Linked DNA regions of Mus musculus: region 1 is linked to region 2. A link is a loop called in an ENCODE intact Hi-C map of the cell type or tissue named here. Cell type or tissue: heart. All regions are shown on one strand. Each heading gives the region's core, and the rest is flanking DNA. Links, peaks and the distances in the headings are about the cores only.

Region 1 (5,677 bases), core at 362-5,361, 220 kb after region 2:
TAAAATATAAAAAATATTAGTCTATTCTTCAAAATAAAGTACCTCTAGTGATGTTACTGAAAGTGAAAATTCTTTTAAAAAGGGGGGGGCAAAGAATCAACTTATTGGAAAAAATATATATGTATATATATAACAGAACTTCTTAGGTACGTGGGAATGCCAAGCCAATGTAGGCTTTTGGTGGAACGTTTTTATAACACCACTTGCCAGGGCTCTCATTATTTGTCCATTCTTCCCTTGGGTACTTTCTAAATGGAACCAACTGTTATTTAATGCTGTGCATCTCCCACACTCCCTAAACGTTTAACAGGAAAAGCAAGCTGATTCCTCTGTCTGTGTTAGAAATAGCCCTTAGGGTTAAGTTTGTCGTTAAAGATGAGTTATTCCCTACCAAGGGGGAACCGTCTTGACCCCTCATTTTCAGTCCTCTCTATGCCCTATTTTTCATTTTGGTAGTTCATTCGAAAGTTGAGCTCATCCGGTACCGGGCTGGTTTCCTATGAATGAGTTCACTGAGTTAGAGCAGTGTGGGCGGGTGAGCGTTCGCGTTTGCTCTTACTCAGTCTTAAGCAAACAAGCACCTCTGATTTACCACAAGAGCGGTCTGACTCTCGCGTCTCTTGACTTTCTTGTTCCTTTGTCTCACCTTCCAGCACAAGGCACTGGAGGCTAGTAAAAACAGTCCGGAGGACAGAAGGACCAGGCCGAAGATGGAGATGATGGAACCATGGGAATTGAAGCTGTAAGCCACAGCGGTGACCACAATCCCAGTGATGAAGACCACCACGGCAAAGGGGATGATGCAGCGGTAGCAGGAGAGTTCGGCACCCCCGGTGGCGGCCATCAGCTGAACCTCGCTGACCAAGGGTCCCGTGGTGACCACAACTTCCCTCTTGGGGTTTTTCTCCATTGTCACAGGTGTGGGAGATTTTGGAGCTCCCAGGTTCTCTTTTGTGGATTCTTCGGTCATTTTTTTTTCTTCTGTGGGATTTTTCTTATCTCGCTTCACAGGCTAGATTTGGAAAGCCTGGTCAGGATGCAAGCTGTGAAGAAGAAGGTGGGAGACATCAGCTAAGATGGCAGCACCAGCCCTGCAAATGGTAGCAGAGAGGTGGAGAGGCCCCTCCTGTCCCAGGTCACCCAGGAGCACAAGCCTCACTTATTCACATTCTCCATTTGTGGGGTCTTTCGCACTGAGTGAAATAGAGGGTGAAACAGCTGTGCCCAGAAAAGGAGAGAGATAGAAAGCAGGAAGTGCTCTGCAGTATTTCCTCAACCGCGGTGGTCTCCAAGTATCCTTTATAAGCGTTCTTCTTTTGCGGATTGCCTGTGTTTTCTCTAAGCCCGGAAAAGCCCGAATCTTAATCCAAAGATGGCTCATTCAAGAGGAGACTATGCTATAAACAGTTCCACAACTCTCAGCAGCGTGAACTCTTGCCAGTTTTGCGGGGCATGACATGCATTCTTTCCAAGCTATCACCCATTCACTGCTCATGAGAGCAACGTCAGGACCAACAGCAAGTGCATAAATGGCATGCTTCTCCATCGGCTGACTCCTTAAACAGGGTGAACCGTAGAGTGTATGCTTGGGACCTTTCCAACCCCACCCTACCTCAAGTCCCACCCGTACTTCCCTAACTCTTACTCAGCTCAGAGACAGATGTGCAAGCTAGGGGAAAAAAAAACTTAGGTGCCAAACACTTCAGGACTAAGGATTAGAATGTGTCAACAGACTACTACCCATCTAAAAAGGGAAAAATAAGAAAAAGACATTTTGACCACTTTATAGGCTATAGCTATTTTTTTCTTTTTCAATGTTTCTGACAATAATTAACTATTCAGCAACTCTTAGAGTCTCTAGCTGTCATGTACAAATTTTCCATTTAAAATCAACAAGGAATTTTGTTCTTCTGTATTTTATAAGAGGCTTATACAAATAAGCATAAATATCACACACACACACACACACACACACACACACATTTGGCCAATTCATTTTTCCTTAATGACCTTCTGCATAAAACTTGCCCCTTTCTTAGCTGTTTTGAACTTGAAGGTTTTAGTACAAAACTCAGATCAAAAGGCATCTGGTAGAAACCCCAGTTTGAGAAACCAGGAAGAAGGTTTTGTCTGAACCTCAGAGCTGTCACAGGGTCACTCGCTGACTGGCACCCAGGAGAGGCTGCACAGTCGCAAGGACTACAGATTTGTGGGACACTTTAAGATTGTTTGATTATATTAATCCTTTGAATGTATTAAACCCTAACTGACAATAAACACAACACTAAATCGAAACAGACCAAAATGCCACTCACCAGGCAATGAAAGTACAAGAGAGGTCCACCTGATGTACCTTGCATATAATTTTTTAGTCACCAACAAATGAACTATTATCCATGATTAATTAATAGGTAATGATTATTTATTAAGCATTATTCAATTATCCTAAAATTATAGTGGCTAGGTCGGTGAAAGGATATTTGACATTTTATCCGGGGAAAAAAAAGTTAAAATTAAAATCTCCCTCCCCTCAAAGCTGAGATCATCACAACTTAAAATCAAAGATCTGTCCGGAAATTCACAACACATACCTCACAGAAAGGCAGTCCATTACCAGAGAGGCCACTTGACTTGGGAGAGAGGGATCTGCCAGCGTAGCTCCGTTCAACTTCTGGGAAAGAGCCTGTCACCCACTGGGCATTGGTAAAAGGACAGACCAGGGATTGCCTCTGGGGGACAGAACAGACATACAAATACTTAACTGCAGACAAGGCTTTGGATCCTGGAACTCTTCTTTCCTGTCACCCCGGCTCCTCAGGGAGGCTTGCCCTCCCCTCCCCTCCCCTCTCAATTAACTCCCTCTTCCTCTAGCATGTCCCTCCCTTCTTTTTCCTTTCTTTCTTCTTTCTTCCTTCTTCTTTTCCTCACCAGCAGATTCAGAGTTTTGGCATGCTCCAACTCCGCTCGGGGACATGATAATTCCGGATCATCACCTCAGAGTCCCCAGAGACTGGAGCCAGCCTCGGCTTTTCTTTCTCTCCCAGCATTTATTGAAGCAGGCTGCTCTGAGTTACTCATTTTTTTCCCCAGCCTAACTCTAGATCTTCCTCCTCCTCCTCCTCCTCCTCCTCCTCCTCCTCCTCTGGCTGGGCAATCAGGCATTTTCATAAGAGAATCCCAGAGTCAGCACTGCAGACCTAGCTGACGGACAGAGCCGGGGGACAGACGCTCCTCAGAGGCAGGAACAGCTGTGGAGTTGTCAAACCTCCGAGCCCAGCCTCTAGACCAGCAGAAAGCCAATGCTCTATGCTCACAGGTTTGTTTTTTTTTTTTTTTTTTTTTTTACTCATGTATGTGTGAGATGGCCCCTCCCCTCGTTTGATGTTCCTTCATTTACAGAAGAGGGCGGGAAAGACTACATTCCTGGTTAAGCTGGGAAACCCCGGGTTATCTTGATTTAAGCAGGGATTGCTTACTGCTTGTTCTGGGCGATGAGTGGTTTTGGCAAACCTGAAATTGGCCACCACTGTCACCAGCAACATTGCCTCTATGGACAAAGCACTTATTATGGGTGTGGTATGATATTAAGGACTGACACACGTTAGTATTCTCATTCATTTGTAAATAAAGTTATGGAGACATACAGAGGTAAATAAAATGACTTAAGTTCACAAAGAAATAAACTCTCGCTTCAGACCCCAGTTTTTCCTCTATCCTGGAGATCGAGCCCAGAGTCTCATATGTACTCAGCAAGAACTTTACCGTTCAGCTATATTCCCAGCCCACTCTCCGCCTTGACCTTTAAATCCCCCTGTCTCAGTTTCTTCAGTCGCTACAGTCACAGACCTTCACCACCAGGCCCACTGAACCTCAGTCATGAATAGGTGCAAGCTCACCCTCGGAGCTTATAAAATGTAGAGTCTGAATAAATCGGTCCATAATATAGTCCGCCTATGCCAAGCCTTGCTGTTTCTGGTCCTATTTTAATCAATAATATATCTTAAATCTTCAAACACGCACCTGGCACACCATTCTTTCGAATAATATCCTCAAGGCTGTGCCCCAGCATCATCAGTGACCTGACAGGGTTAGGCTGTCTTACAGAAATGCCACTAAAACCTGGGGTGAAGCAGGTCGGTGGCAAAGCAAGAGCACTATGGCAAGCCTGCCCATATTTCTAAAGGTTATCCCAGGATTTCCTTCATCTGTGCAAGTCTTACCAATTCCTGGTCCAGTCTCCTCATTCACATCACTGACAGAATAGCTTCGTCTTCCCATCCGAGGGATGCTTAGCTCTCTTTAGCCACTGGCTTGCCCCCTGGACCTCTCACCCTCCTAGCTTCCAAGGGGGACACAGAGAGACCAGGAGTCCCTTTCCTCCAATGTGAGCCAGAGCAAGTGCTCCTTGGTTCCAATTGATCACACTGAGAAGTTACCGAGACCTGAGTCAGAGGTCCAACATGCTGGGTATAGGAGGTACCTCTAGGCCAGCTGGAAGCCCAGACTGCCATCACCCACAGCTTCCAATGTGAGTCTTAGAGAAATGGAGTCTCACGTATAACTAGTGACATCGCTGGATGGCGAGATTGGGCATATTTGGAACCAGGGTATTCAGAAGATGGTGACCTAGGGTCTAGGCTACATCAAATAGAAACCCTCAAAGAGAGCTGCTTCCCACTTGGGAACTCCTGCCTTTGGGGCAAGACCTCCCTGATTCCTAGCACAGGCCATTTACTGTATATTAAGCAAATCCCCAGTAGCAGCCAGGAAGTTCTGAACATCACCATATCCTAGTGGAAGATCATTTTCCCTTGCTTCCTAAGCCGAAGGTAAAGAAATGAACCTACAGGGGAGAGAGGCATCCTTTCCCATGGCGAGCCCCAGGATGAAACGGTAAGGAGAGACACTGAACAGAGCTGTGCCTCCAGGGTGCAAGGCCACAGGTTTGCTGCTACTTCTAACTTGGAAGCTTCGGCTTCTCATGGTTTCAGGTGTGGCGCTCCGCGCCACTGTCCCAGCACAGTGTAAAGGCATCTGTCTAGGTAAGAAGATGCCAGTCTCCAAAATTAGACAACTCCTGATTTGAACTGGTAAATTTAAAGAAATGGAAAGCTCAGAGATTAACCAGAAATTGTGCCAGGAAGAAAAGGGTAGAAGCACCAGGGCAACCGGGGGCACAAGCATCTTTAACCAACTTTATCTCTTAAGAAGAAATTCAAAAAGATTTTTCACAGCAAAACATGCAAAAACGCCTTTGAATGTCCAGTCTTCCGCCCACAGGGTGCCTAGCTGGTATTAAACACCCTGGGAAGCGACACCTGGCCCCACGTGCAAATTTTCATCACAATGCATCCAGTCTCTTTTTCTGCAAGCTCTTGGTGCAGAAAAGTGAGGAAATTTCCCTGGTTCTTTTTTTTTTTTTTTTTCCTTTGAGCGCAGGGCTTGGGAAGGCTCAAGTTTAGAAAACTTTCCTGAAGACTTCCGAGTGTATGAACCGTCCTCCCCGGGCGAACCCCGGCAAACAATCTACAAGCCTCTCCCAGATCTTTCAAAGAGCAAGGAAACCGAGCCTTACCTTTCTCAGCCAGAAGTGGACTGAGACAGCAGCAAGCGGCGGCCAACAGCGAGGCCGACAGTGGGATGCAAATCACCATGCTAGGGACCGTACACAAAGTAC
Region 2 (5,677 bases), core at 257-5,256:
GTAGCTCCCTGGGCAAGGACTTTGTTACTCTCTAAACTTATCTGCTCTTCAGTGACTTGTTAAGTTGAAAATATGCAAGTACCCAGCCAGTAGCTGGCACAAACAGGCAGTAACTGACTGGTAACAGTTATTATCACCTCTCAGAGAGGTTAGGAAAAGGAAAGTGTGTGTGTGTGTGTGTGTGTGTGTAGGCAAGTGAATAGTGTCTTCAGTCTGAGAGAGATAAAGCAAGGATGAAAACACGCTGCAGCCCAGGGCAATTTTTTTCACATCCTAAGGTTTACTTTGGTGTTTGTTTGTTTGTTTTTGTGGCTTTAACTGTTCCCTTACAGCCTTCCTCATATAAATGGCAGAAGTCTGGAAGATGATCCAAAGCCACAGTAACCACCCAGGCTCCACCTTGAGTGGAACTGTAAGGTATTTTCTTATTTAGGCAGAGCTATAAACCATTGTCTAATGAACTGTTCCTCAACTGAGTACCAGCATGTATGTCAAGGAAAAGAACATATTAGTTCAGAGACAGTGTGTGCCTCCCGTATGATCTGCCCGCCCTGGACGCACACCAAAATGTTTCATGAAGACAAAAAGATGTGGAAGACAATTTTCAACCTTTTAATGTGTGAATCATAAAACTCAGGACTTTTCTGATATTACTTTGTATTTGCAGGCTGATTCTCAAGTTCAAATTGATGCTTATAAATAGTCTAGGCTATAATAGAGAAAGAGGTAATGAAGGGATTGCATCAATCAGAATCAAAGGAGACCCAGGGATCACCAAGAAAGACACAACTAACATTTGCAGAGCACAATAATATACACCTATAATATACACCTACTCAACAATTACATTCTGTGATACTCTGAAAGATAACCCCTGTGTATTCTAATGTTTGAATGGGTAAGACTCCAAAATAGGATGAAAGTGAATTCTGTCCATTAAAAAAGATTGCTCAATCAGCTGAGGTGGTTTTTATTTTTTCATTTTAGAGCTCTCTGAATGTTGGTACAATAAGCAAAAACAGACATTTTCCTTCTTTTTATAGAATTCAAAAGGATAGACTAGAAACCCAAACTCTTCGTCAAATAGGGAAGGGGTAATTTTGCAGAATATAGCTACTGGTCTCTGAAAGCAGGAAGCCCACAAAGACATGCAAAGGAAAGAATCAGACAAACAACCCACACGCACAGGACATGAGGTTCACACACGTTACAGAGTCTCTTAAATCCACTGTGGTTCTAAACGAGAAAGACCAAGGTTCCTTTCTGCCTTTGACATAGAGACGTAGTTCTCCTCCAACGATAGTGCCAGACTTCCAGCCACCAAGTAATAAGCAATATTCAGAAAGCAATCCAAATCTTCAAGCCGATCTCCCCCAATACTGAGCGCAAAGACCACCCTCATCCTGTGCATGTTGTGTTGGCTCTTTTACCCTTTGAGACTGGAAGAAATGAGATAAGCATTAATGAGTGAACAGGGGAAAGAAGGGAAAGGAAAACTAAATGGTGTGTTTACATTTTAAAATAAAAAGAAAGACCACTTCAAACTCAATAGCCTGCTCGGAAGATTTTAAGCATTTCTGCTTTTGAATTCTCTGGTACATCACACTAGGCTACCCTGTTGGTGGTGAAGGGCTGGGAATGGGTATGGCTGCCAGGCTCAGACAAAGGGATGGAGTTACCAGAAACCCCATGGGTGAACTTTCACCCACTTAGAAACATTAAAGCCCAGAGCTTTCTTTGGGAACAATAGGTCGGCAGCCTTCATCATTCCTTCCACGCAGGTAATCCACCCGGGAGAGAAGGGCCACACTATGTCCCTCAAGTCGGGCTACCCTACCACCTCTTTAGTGTAGAGCAGACAACCCGCCTTCCGGTGGCGCCTCCTCCGTTCTTTCTCCCTATTTCCTAAAACCAGGTTTCTCAAAGGCATGTCTCTCCACCTGAATGCTAACTTGCCCCTGCCAAAAAAAAATCCCCCAAATAGCACACCATTAGGTTCTTAGCCCGAGACACACAACCCCTCCGGACACCATCAGGAAAGCTGGACCTAGAGAAGCGTGCCTCAGTTTCCCTGTCTCTAGGGCCAACCACCGACAAAACACCTCAAAAAGCTCAGGCCAGACCTCCTACCCGCTGTAAGACAAACATCGCCACAGGGTGCTGCAGCAGCCTTAAGAGACCTCACGTTGGGGTTTGTATAAGGGTGGAGGCCCTGAGTGGAGTCGTGGGGAGGGGGCTCTGAGGCTGGAGTAGTCTGCTAGAAGCTAGCAGCAGCGGTGTCTGGATGGGGATCTCAAGGGCCAAGCTAGGTTTGCAAGCGGATGGAGGAGGCAAAGCAGATGCGGGGTCCCGGGGCACAGATCCCAAGCTGCCTGGAGGAAGGGGATCGCAGAACTGCGAGTCTTCCCGGGAGCCGGTCCTCGTCAGGGCTCGGGATCCCCCGGGACGGAGCACGTTCCCCGCAGAACTCTCACCGCTGGAATCGATTCCTGAACCGCATTGATCCACCGCTCCACCGCGGGGGCCGGGAGCTCCGTCTCTTTTGCACCGGCGGCAGGGCGCGCCGGCCTCATGGGCTTGAGCTGCTCCGAGGCCGCTGGCGTGCCAGGCGGGAGCCACGCAACTGGGCAGGGCCGGAGTGGGCCACACCGGGGGTCGGTCAGCACAGGGCCCGGGCCAGAGCAGGCGCCTGGGGGCGGGAGGGAGGCCGCTTAAACGGCCCCGGCGCCTCCCGCCTCCCGCCTCCCTGGCTCCTCCGCCCCCGGGTGCCTGGGCCCCGCCCCGGAGCCCGGCTCCGCCCCTGCCCGCTGCTCTCGCTGCGTGCGCCCGCAGCCACCTGCGCGTCACCGCGCCCAGTGGCCAATCAGTGTCCGGAGCGGCGCAGGGCTCCGCTGCCATTCATTTCCCTTGAAGCTCGGTAGGTGGGGCGGAACCTCAGAGCCGAGGGGTGTGGCTAGCCGAAAGGGGAGGAGCGCTGGGAGGGCGGTGCTCTGCATTAAAGCTTTGAGCGTGTGAGCTGCAACAGAGAGGAAGGAACAACGGTGTGTAGGAGATGGCCCACAATCTTAGAAGCAGCTGTGCCGGAAGTGGCAGCGAGCAAGAATCTATCTCTGCCTTCTAATCTTGGCCCCATATCGTTTATCCAGCCTTCATTCATTTCTGCGTCCTTCCTTTCATTTATTTCTTCACCTTTTACGCTGTGTAAAGACGGATTAGTAACACGGCTGTCCTATAAAGAAGAGATTGGAATTTCTCCAGGGGGATTCTTCTGGAGAGATCTTTTTACGTCCTCCATTTTATTTTCTATTTTTTAACCCAAGAAATTTCCAAGGAAAGAGTAGACTTGAATCGGCCCCTTTTGCTAAACCTCTGTAAAGCTAAAAGGACTTGCCAGAAGAGCAGATCCTAGGGAGAGAAGAGATAAGAGGTAGTGAATACACTCAGAAGAATACTGGAAAAAAGGAATTGACATGTGCAGGACCTGTCAGCATCACTCCTGAAATCCAGGTGTGCTCCCATCCAGGAAACCTGCCCACACACATCCCCCACTCCTCAAACTTCACCTTCTTGAGGGACTTAGGGCCAGCTTCGAAGCAGTATTTACTCTTTTTGAAACGAATGAAAGATGGGGGGATGCCGGGGAATGGTTTCACCCACCATTCTAGTGTCCTTCTCTTTAAGTGCCCCGGGGTGCTTTCCACAACAATTGCTTTGATCTTGGAAGGAATCCTTAGGTTCAAAATTATGTTACTCATTTCACAGGTATGGAGGCCAAGGCTTTGAAAGGTGGCACTGTTTACAATAGCCAAGTTATTATATTAGTGTAGGTGCCTACCAAAGGATGTAGAAAGAAAATGTGGTGTGTGTGTCTAGAGACAGCATGGAAAATTAGTCAGCCAGAAGGAAAAAAATGAAGACTCGGGAGTGATCTTTCCATTCCAAAGCTGCACACTTGGTTTAAAAGGACAATCGGCTCCAATAGAGGAGGACTGGATTGTTCTTCAGTGTGTGTGTGTGGGGGGGGGGGGGGTTACGAGTAACTACATTTCTGGGAACAGAGAAATGGATGGAACTAGATATCATCATATGAAATGAAATAAATAAACCAGGCTCAGAAATACAAATGTTAAATGTTTTCTCTCATATGTTAAATGTAGAGAAGTGGGGGTTGGGGAGTCATCAATGTAAAAGAGGATCAGGGAGTGAAAAAGAAACTTGCCCGATGCAAAACAGATTCCTACATAGCTTCCTCTAACACGAAGCACCAGATACCATCAGGTCAGTATGCCAACGGCCTCTCCCTAAGTTTTAAAACAGCACAATTCTTAAAACACACACCTGACTCCTTTTGCACTCACAGTAAAGCCTGACAACTAGCATAGCTTGAAAATCTACCAATTGACTACATGGCACTCCCCTTATAAACGATCAAGGGGCAGTAACAAAGGTACTAACTAAAAGATAACTGAAAATTAGCCACATGAAATGACAACCTAAGGGATAGGAACTGTAATCACAACAAATGTCCCACTTCCTTGGGGGCGGGGGGGACGACGCAGGGGAGGCTATTGTGTGAGAGGACCTAAGAAGTCTCTGTACTTTCCTTTTGGTCTTGCTCTGAACCTCAAGCTGTTAAGATGATTTGCTTTTTCTCTTTAAGAGAAAGAAATGAAATGTTGATGCCGTCTTCGACATGAACAGACTTTGAGAACTGTATATGAAACAAAAGAAATCAATTACATTCAGGTCACATATTATATAGCTGTAGAGCCAGCCAGCCTAAGTTTAGTGAGAGATCCTGTTTCAAAAGGTAAGATGGCAAAGGGAGACACCCGGCTTTCACCTCTGGCCTTCACACAGATGTGTTCACATGAACACATGCACCTACCTACATGTACACATACCTACAGAATTATGTACATGCAACATATACATGGGAAATATGATGTCCTTTTGCATCCATTTATGAGGATAAATCCCAAGTGTATTTGCAGAAAGGAAGTCCTGGCTTCAATTTAGGGCCCAGGATTGCAATGGTGGGAGGAGACGAGAATGGGAAGGTTTTGTTTGGTGTTTGTTTATTTTGGTTATTGGTTGTGCGTTTTCTTTTGTTTGTTCTGCATTAACAGAACATAACGTTCTTCTTAGGCTTGGGGATATAGATCTTGCTATAAAACTGCAGAAACATTTGTGGGAAAAAAAAAACAAACCAACCTGTTCCTTACAGGAAGGGATTTGTCATAGCGTAGACATCAGATGCTGCAGCAGCTTTTGGGAGAACACCTGCTCTGCTGACTGAGGTACACAGGCTCCCCAGACAGGATGCTGATGAGACTAGAGCACACCTGGGCCCTGGTTCCCTGACAGTGATGGACCAGTCAGAACAGAACAGAGTCACTCAAACTTTGACTTGAGATGCCCTGGGAGGATTAAATGAACTGTTCGCTCAGATCTGTTACTGGGTTTTGCTATATCTCCACAAATAGAACTTCTGGGAAGCTTTAACAAAGAAAGACCCTCCCTGAAGGTGCCGGGAACCATCCTGTGTGCCAAGATCCCAGGCTGAATCAGAAGTGGGGCACGAGAAACCAAACTGAGCACCAATGCTTATTTCTCTGCTCAGCATGGTTGAGAGTGTGGCAGCCACCTCTCAGCCTTGCTGTCATTCACTCTTCTT

What was found. A loop is a pair of places that touch in the nucleus more often than their neighbours do. Peaks named below come from ENCODE experiments on the same cell type or tissue, not always from the same donor. Only the 100,000 strongest peaks of a DNase experiment are listed, where the experiment ranks them.
Region 1: it touches region 2 in a loop (2.5-fold over the local background); 3 of 42 quality-filtered maps call a loop at or near these places.

The regions. Positions count from the first base shown.
Region 1 is chr11:90,030,642-90,036,318 of GRCm38, reverse strand. Tmem100 (transmembrane protein 100) reads right to left here. Exons shown (of 3, transcript NM_026433.2): 1 at 5,576-5,677; 2 at 2,592-2,729; 3 at 1-1,043. The coding sequence starts at 970. The coding sequence ends at 566. Among named protein-coding and RNA genes, the nearest start is that of Tmem100, 3.1 kb to the right of the region's middle. In heart, for the core only: a CTCF peak has its summit at 2,726; a DNase peak (open chromatin) is centred at 1,458; H3K4me3 peaks cover 3,031 bases; H3K27ac peaks cover 418 bases; H3K27me3 peaks cover 1,425 bases.
Region 2 is chr11:90,246,533-90,252,209 of GRCm38, reverse strand. It overlaps Mmd (monocyte to macrophage differentiation-associated), which reads right to left and starts at 2,734. Exons shown (of 7, transcript NM_026178.2): 1 at 2,475-2,734. The coding sequence starts at 2,500. In heart, for the core only: a CTCF peak has its summit at 2,888; DNase peaks (open chromatin) are centred at 1,879 and 2,869; H3K4me3 peaks cover 3,434 bases; H3K27ac peaks cover 3,469 bases.